Linked DNA regions of Homo sapiens: all the other regions are linked to region 3. The links are chromatin loops, found by intact Hi-C in ENCODE. Cell type or tissue: OCI-LY7. All regions are shown on one strand.

Region 1 (2,500 bases), 140 kb after region 3:
GCGTACACCCCATTGCTTTCACAACCTCCTAGCAGGTCACAGTATACAGTTTAAGAAACACTGGCCTGTCTTGGGGTGGGCCCTTACCTTGTATTTCCCAGCTCCACCTGTGCTGTGCTCCTCCTTGAGTTCTATGATCCAGTTTTCATGGCCAGGCTCCTCGGAGCCATGGGGCCTTGGCCCATGCTGTTCATTTACTGAACCTCACTGTCCTCCCTGCAGATTGTGTCCTTGATTTCAAGGGAGAACGGTACGCCTATGATAGGCCCTGAAAGCCCTTGCACCTTTCCTTGGGCACTCATCATGGTTGCAGTTTGGCAGTTACCCACTTGGTGGTTTGAATAAATATATCCATCTTCCCCACTAGACCGTATGTGCTGCGAGTGTAGGCTCTCTGCGTGTTTTTAGTTCACTGTTGAGAGAGGTGATCTGCCCTGAGTCCTGAGCATCCAGCACATTCTTGCTGGGTAAGCACACAAGGCGAGGCCCTGACCACTCTACTCAGACTGCTTCTCAGCAGACATTATGTTCGCAGCAGACAACCTTGAGGATAAAGTAGTAGCTCCCTCCAGTTCGGAGAGCAGACTTGCTACTGCTTGCTATAAAATGGCAGGCTCCTCAAGCTCAGTGTTCTTCAGCTGCCATGCAAAGCCACTGTATGTGTAGCATCCACCTGTGCCCCAGCACACTGTCTTCGTGGGCTACGGGGCACAGGGGCTGATGCAGACATGCTCGTGCTCATGTTGTCTACTGTTCTGTCGATCATAAAGTCCTGTGCTTCTGACCCAGGAGGCTTGCGTCCTGTGCCAGCATCCACAAAACAGTAACAGTCTAACTTACTAACTTGCAAGTAGGGTAAAAAGTCCAGACATGACACTAACCATTTCCTATCAGCCAGCACAGTACCTGGCCTAAAGCAGATGTTCAGTATTTATTTGTGAAACAAATGGATGGTTGGATAGATAGAAAGTAGATGGACTTTGAGCTCTGCTTAAGGTGTTGCAGGGATCAAACCCTTTCAGAAATGCCAACCATACCCTGGAATGATTCTGGAACTGTGGGGAAGACAATTGAGGAGAAATGAAGATTATCTTGACCTGAAGTTTCTCATCCTTTGTGTTTCTAAGTAGAGTTTTTGGATCAGCCAGCTCCTCTTCTGATATTAAACTATCTGACATGGGTAGTCCTGTGAGACAGTTGCGTTTTATTCTGAATTGCCTGAATGAGTCTGATGTCCCCAACACCTAGCGAAGCTCAGCAATGATGCATGGGGTGGGCTGATGTGGGAAGTAGGCAGCCCGGAGTGGCAGAGGCCTGGGTTCTATTTTAAAAGGGAATTCTGGGTATCACTGGGTCTCTTAGAGGGGGAGTTAGGGAGGGGGAACTGGAAAGTGAGAAAGGGAAGTTTGCACAGCAGCAAAGCCAAAGTTAGCCTCAAGTTCTCCCCAAAGGCCAGGTGGCAGTAATTCGGGACATGTTGCAGAAATTCATCTCTGAAGCAACTGGGACCAGAAGGCTTCAGGCAACAACTGTCCCTGCTAGGAGGGCCTGTTCCCCTTTCACAAACAGCACTGCTTTTCCTAATATAAGCACAGTTCTTGCACATAGATAAAACTGTCTTTAGGATAGAGTGAAAAGAGAATAAGAATGTTAAATTTATAACTATTAAGATGTATTGAAAGTTGAATAATGTGCAGAAAGCAAATCGCTCTACACAGAAAGAGAGGGTGATAGAAGGGTTCTTGGAGACAACAAGCATGAGAAGACTTATCTAGGGTTTGATGAGATTTTCAGTAAGAGCTTTATCATCCCCACAGGGGCAAAATTAATTCTTGGGAGACAAAAAGGAACTTAGTTATTCGATGGTTTGTGGCCTTCAGAGGGTTGCAGTTGTACATAAACAGAAACACAGTATATCAGTGGTATTAAAATTTCAAGATGGGAGAGAGATTGGGGAAAATATCTAAAATGTCTCCTTACAGGGGTGATAATGAGAAGCAATGGACTAGAGGATTCAAGTGGAAGAGTCTTCATCACCCGTGAGTTCTCCTGGGAAAGTGAATTGGAAACAAGCTAAGTGCATTTTCTCAGCAGAAGGAAGATCTTACACATCACCTAGTGAATATCCAGTTGGGAATCTGAAAGCAGCAGTGGGCAGGTGAGCTGTCCCCACAGCTGTTCAGCAGGTGATGAGCTTACTGGCTCCAGGAAACGTCAGTGTGCTTAGGATGCAGCTGATGGCCTTAGGCACCAGGCCAGTCCTCCCTGGACACATCAATAGGATGGTGGCAATAGAGGGTGGAAGTTAAGATTCCAGGAATTAGCCCACCCACGTCCTTCCTTGCTGTTCTATTCTGTTCTCATCTCCTTCCTTCCTACTCTCCTCTCCGGCTCACTCATTCATTTTTGCTGCAGGCAGGGGAATCAGGAGCAATGTTCATCAGTGAATGAAAGGAGTGCTGGAAAGAGAACCAAATGCTGACATCAAAGAACCTTCAAT
Region 2 (2,500 bases), 170 kb after region 3:
GACACAGGAAGGGGAATATCACACTCTGGGGACTGTGGTGGGGTCGGGGGAGGGGGGAGGGATAGCATTGGGAGATATACCTAATGCTAGATGACACATTAGTGGGTGCAGCGCACCAGCATGGCACATGTATACATATGTAACTAACCTGCACAATGTGCACATGTACCCTAAAACTTAGAGTATAATAAAAAAAAAAAGAATCTAAAAAAAAAAAAAAAAAAAAAAAAGAATTGAAGGCAGTCCTTGAAGAGACATTTGTATGCCCATGTGCACAGCAGCATTATTCACAACAGCCAAAGCATAGAAGCAAGCCAGTGTCTGTTCTTGGATGAATGAGTAAACAAAATGTGGCATAGCCATGCAATGGAGTATTACTCAGCCTTAAAAAAGAAGGAAATCCTGGCGGGGCACGGTGGCTCACGCCTATAATCCTGACACTTTGGGAGACCGAGGTGGGTGGATCATTTGAGGTCAGGAGTTTGAGACCAGCCTGGCCAACATGGTGAAACCCCGCCTCTACTAAAAATACAAAAATTAGCTGGGATTGGTGGCGGGTGCCTATAATCCCAGCTACTCGTGTGGCTGAGGCGAGAGAATCGCTTGAACCCAGAAGGCAGAGGTTGCAGTGAGCCGAGATCATGCCACTGCACTCCAGCCTGGGCAACAGAGCGAGACTCTGTCAAAAAAAAAAAAAAAAAAAAAAAAAAAGGAAATCCTGTCCCATGCTTCCATGTGGACGAATCTTGAGGACATGATGCTAGTGAAATCAGCCATCCCCAAAAGGCAAATACTGTATGATTCCACTTACATGAGGTAGAGTAGTCAAAACCATAGAGAGAGTAAGTAGCAGGGTGGCTGCAAGAGGCAGGGGGGAGGGGGACCGGGGAGTTATTGCTTAATGGGCACGGTTTCAGTTTCGCAGCATGGTGAAAGCTCTCCACTATCTCTCCCCGACAGCGAGCCCCAGTGGTCCTTCTGGTGTACTGATGTATGAAAAGAACAGCAAGGCCCGCCCCCCACACACACAGCAGGTTGTACCACATACATCCATCCCCTTCTACTCACCCAACCTCAGAGATTGATTTGCTGTTCTTCACAGCCAGGGCGAGATACTTCCCTCCTTCACTTGTTATTTTGTTTTTTCCCAGTCTGCAGAGAGAGTCACACACAGTCAGCCTCCAGCTATGCAGGGGCTCCAATGTGGGTCACCCTCCTCCCCAGCACAGAGCCCCTTCCAGCCCCATCTTGGGAACCGTACACTTTCTTCTGGGATCCACAAGAGCCATGGCCTGGGCCTCCTGTCAGGGAGGGAACTGAAGCCCTGAGGACAGTCAGTCAGGGTTCCTCTCCAGGAGATGGTCCACAGTCTCTGCAGAAGCTCAGGGACCTGAGCCCTCCCTGGGGTCCTCTAATTGACCTCAGCAGCATCACTGACTTCCCTCGGGAGACCTGGGAGGTCCCACTTTGACTGCCAAGGGTCAAGGTATGTGGCCACTGTCAGGGCAGGACCAGAGGCTCCAAGCCTGGCGCACTGTCACCCCCTGCGCAGGGCACACCTACAGCAGGGCAAGGGCCCAAGCTCTTCCTTGCAACCCGACAGGAAACTCCCTTGGGGCAAAAAGACCACCAGAAAGGGTGAGAGTTAGTCCTTTCTTCGGCCTAGTAGTTAATGAAATCAAAATGCCAACCTTTCCCCCTACCAATAACGGGAGGCCCTTCCAGAATCCAAGCCTCACAGATCACACAGAGGTATCTTTACTTGACCAACATGGCCCTGGGACAAGTGGAAGGCTTTAGGATGAAAGCTCTTTACTGTGACATTTAATCTTTGAACAACAGAAGGGGGTGATCAAGAGAATATACTAAGGAACCTGGTGCCTACCCCACTTACTTAAGATGCGTGAGGCCTTTGCATTCATCCAGGATTTTGGTGACGTACCTGGCTCCGACATCGGTGATCTGGTTGTTGTATAAACTTCAAGAGAAAGCACAGCCATGAGACTTTCTGGCTCCTGATGTCATTTTAATAGCCCCTGTTTTTTGAAGCATATGGTGTCTACTGATTTCCAAAGTCTGGGTTGAAAGGGGAACACACAGGCACCAGAGTTTAGGGCTCTGAGGTCTCACAGCTCAGGTTCAAAACCAGCTCCACTACTTTCCCCAGCTTTATGGCCTGAGACAAGTCACGTTACCTCTCTGTGCCTCAGTTTCTCCATCTGTAATACAGAGGTAATGATGATAGTCCCCTTGCAGGGTGGTTATGAGGATCTTAGGACATAACGCAAAGCCCTGGTGCATGAGTGCTCGGTGACTGGCAGGTGATGGGTATTTACAACTAAGATTACATTCAGCGTCTTGAGAAGAAAAGATTCTGAATATTAAAACTTCTCGATGTCTACCTTTCAGCCATCTCACCGCTCAATGCCAATTCAATAGTACAGCAGATGGAAGTTGAAAGGCAGCTAAGCTCAGGCTTCCAGGGTTCCACAGCCACACA
Region 3 (2,500 bases):
ACGTACTGAAATGCTATGTTTTACCAGAGAAATTCTAGGTCATTTCTAATGCCTCCCCAGAATGTCAATGAATCACTATTTCAATTGATTACAAACTCTAAAAAGTAAAAACTCATCATTTTCAAAACCTTTGAATTTGCTGTTTGTACAGGTCAGGTCTGGAGTGCCTTCCTAAAAGTTATTTATTTTCCCCTTTTTCGCTTGCTTCACAGAAGCAACTGAATTCTGTCAGTGTTTTTAGCTCTCTCGTATATTTCTGAGAGTCAAAACTGCCTTAGGAGGTTTTTTGTTTTTGTCCTTTCTTTGCTAAGTCTGTATGTTTTTAATGCAGCACATGTTATTTTCTTGTCTGTATGATTTGCTTGAAGGTTTTGATATTTACATATTATGAAAGAAAATGTCCAAAGTGTATAAAAAACACATTCCTTGTAAAATCTGATTATTTCCTAATGTTCAGGTCTGTTTGTTTCGATGTGGAGGTTGTAGAAGTTTTTTGGCATTAGTATTCTAAACAGTTTAGTATTTGTTCATGTGTACATTTTGCCTATGAGAACGATGTGAAAACGTATCTGCATCCAATCATTTGATCAGTCCTGCAAAAGCTTCTTCCATTCCTACTGTTACTGATGCTGTCCAGCCTTCATTATTTTTTTAATTGAGGTAAAATAGACGTAACACAAAATTTACCATTTTAACCAATTTTAAGTGGTTTAGTGGCATTAAGTACATTCATATTGTTGTGCAGCCTCCTCATTCTTTTTCACCTGGGTTACTGCAACAACCTTAAAAATGCAGTCTTGCTTCTAACTGTGCCGCCATTAAGGAAGGAACTAGAAATCGTATCTCTGCTGACTTATTTTCATTGGTGTATAGAAGAAAAATGGAAAGACAGAAGAAGCATTCTCTGTCATTTCTTCTGTACCTTAGACTTCTGAGTTGCTGAAAATGAAATGCAGACAGTGTTCTCAGGGCCTAAAAAGGACAAGTACCTGCTGTACTGGTTCCATCCCCTGCTGCAGATCATTCCTTGCTCAGGACATTTCAGCCCAAGCATTTGTTCTGAGAACATATAGAAAATAAAAAAATTCACTTGGCATTAAAGGGTCTGGCCACTGCAAGCACAAAGAAGCTTTTAGCAGTAAATTCTATAGCTTTAAAATGTGCTGAAATGATCATTTCAAAAATTAAGAGGCAAAACTCTTAGATGGCCAAACTAAGTTTGTAAGTGAAACATAAAGAAGCCTGAACTGCTTTGGCCCCCACCAGGGCAGCTGAAATTGGCTGGTGTGCACTGAGTCTTCAAGCCCTCTTGGGGGGCAGTAGATGCATCAGAATTGAGGAGCCCACTGCTGCAAATAGCTTCAGTTGGAGCCTTTGGCAGTGCAGTTTTGTATCACTAGATGTCAGTGTGGACTTTCCCAACCTCCGCCTTCTTGCCTTTGCAGGAGGTGGACTAGACATCACTTGGGGGCCTTCCTCAAGTCCTGGCAAACATAAGGCTATTTTCAGAACTGTAATTTCACCAAATATTTTGTCCACCTACATATATTGACTTTTAAGAGTTCTAGAAAATACAAACAGAAACTTTGAACCAAAGGTTGTTCTTTTTAATGCTGTGCCCTTCTAATCTCAATGCTTACATTTGGAAGCCTGCTTACAAGGATGTTCCAAGGCCAGCAATGGAAAGTTCCATGCGGTTCTTTTGACAGCAGCATGCTAGCCCAGATACCTGCAGGCCTAGCTTCAAGAAAGCATGGCTCCCTACACTACCAGGGCTCAGGAGTGAGGGCAGGAAGTCAAGAAGAAGTGTATGTGATTAATGCCGGATGTGGTGGCTCAGGCCTGTAATCCCAGCACTACAGGAGGCCGAGGCGGGTGGATCACCTGAGGTCAGGAGTTTGAGACCAGTGTGGCCCACATGGCAAAACCCGGTCTGTATTAAAAATACAAAAATTAGCCGGGCGTGGTGGCACACACCTGTAATCCCAGCTACTCGGGAGGCTGAGGCAGGAGAATTGCTTAAACCCGGGGGGAGGAGGTTGCAGTGAGCTGAGATCGGGCCACTGCATTCCAGCCTGGGGGACAGAGCAAGACGCTATCTCAAAAAAAAAGAAAAGAAAAAAAAAGAAAAGTATATGTGATTAGCCACATAGGGATTTAGTGGCCATATTTATCAGATTTTTTTTCGAAGTAGTTTGTAATCAGCTGCCTTCTGAAACCTTAAAGAATAGTCATTGTATTAGTTTTCCCATTGCTGATGTAACAAATTATCATAAATTCAGTGGCTTAAAACAACACAAATTTATCTTACTGTTCTAGAGGTCAGAAGTCTGAAATGGGACTTAAGTTGACTCACCTAAAATTGAGGTGTCAGGAGGGCTGTGTTCTTCTTGGAGTCTCGGGGAGAATCCATCTCCTTGTCTTTTCCAGCTTCTAGAGGCCACCTGCATCCCTTGGCTGGTGGCCCTCTTCAGGCTTCAAAACCAACAATAGCCTTGAG

The links. Peaks named below come from ENCODE experiments on the same cell type or tissue, not always from the same donor. Only the 100,000 strongest peaks of a DNase experiment are listed, where the experiment ranks them.
Region 1: it touches region 3 in a loop (7-fold over the local background); 76 of 110 quality-filtered maps call a loop at or near these places.
Region 2: a loop joins it to region 3, with 6 times the contacts of the local background. A loop is called at or near these places in 10 of 110 quality-filtered maps.

The regions. Positions count from the first base shown.
Region 1 is chr7:30,409,916-30,412,415 of GRCh38, forward strand. No RefSeq gene overlaps it. Among named protein-coding and RNA genes, the nearest start is that of LINC01176, 20 kb to the left of the region's middle. In OCI-LY7, no CTCF peak of the experiment used is centred here; a DNase peak (open chromatin) is centred at 1,466; H3K4me3 peaks cover 1,299 bases; H3K27ac peaks cover 2,408 bases.
Region 2 is chr7:30,445,073-30,447,572 of GRCh38, forward strand. NOD1 (nucleotide binding oligomerization domain containing 1) reads right to left here. Exons shown (of 14, transcript NM_006092.4): 8 at 1,895-1,978; 9 at 1,069-1,152. Among named protein-coding and RNA genes, the nearest start is that of NOD1, 32 kb to the right of the region's middle. RefSeq lists a silencer at 767-926. In OCI-LY7, a CTCF peak has its summit at 973; a DNase peak (open chromatin) is centred at 939.
Region 3 is chr7:30,274,901-30,277,400 of GRCh38, forward strand. All of the region lies in intron 2 of LOC124901607 (a long non-coding RNA gene), which reads left to right. All of the region lies in intron 1 of LOC105375218 (a long non-coding RNA gene), which reads right to left. Among named protein-coding and RNA genes, the nearest start is that of ZNRF2, 8.4 kb to the right of the region's middle. In OCI-LY7, CTCF peaks have their summits at 101, 1,379 and 1,606; DNase peaks (open chromatin) are centred at 974, 1,391 and 1,791; H3K4me3 peaks cover 1,325 bases; H3K27ac peaks cover 2,248 bases.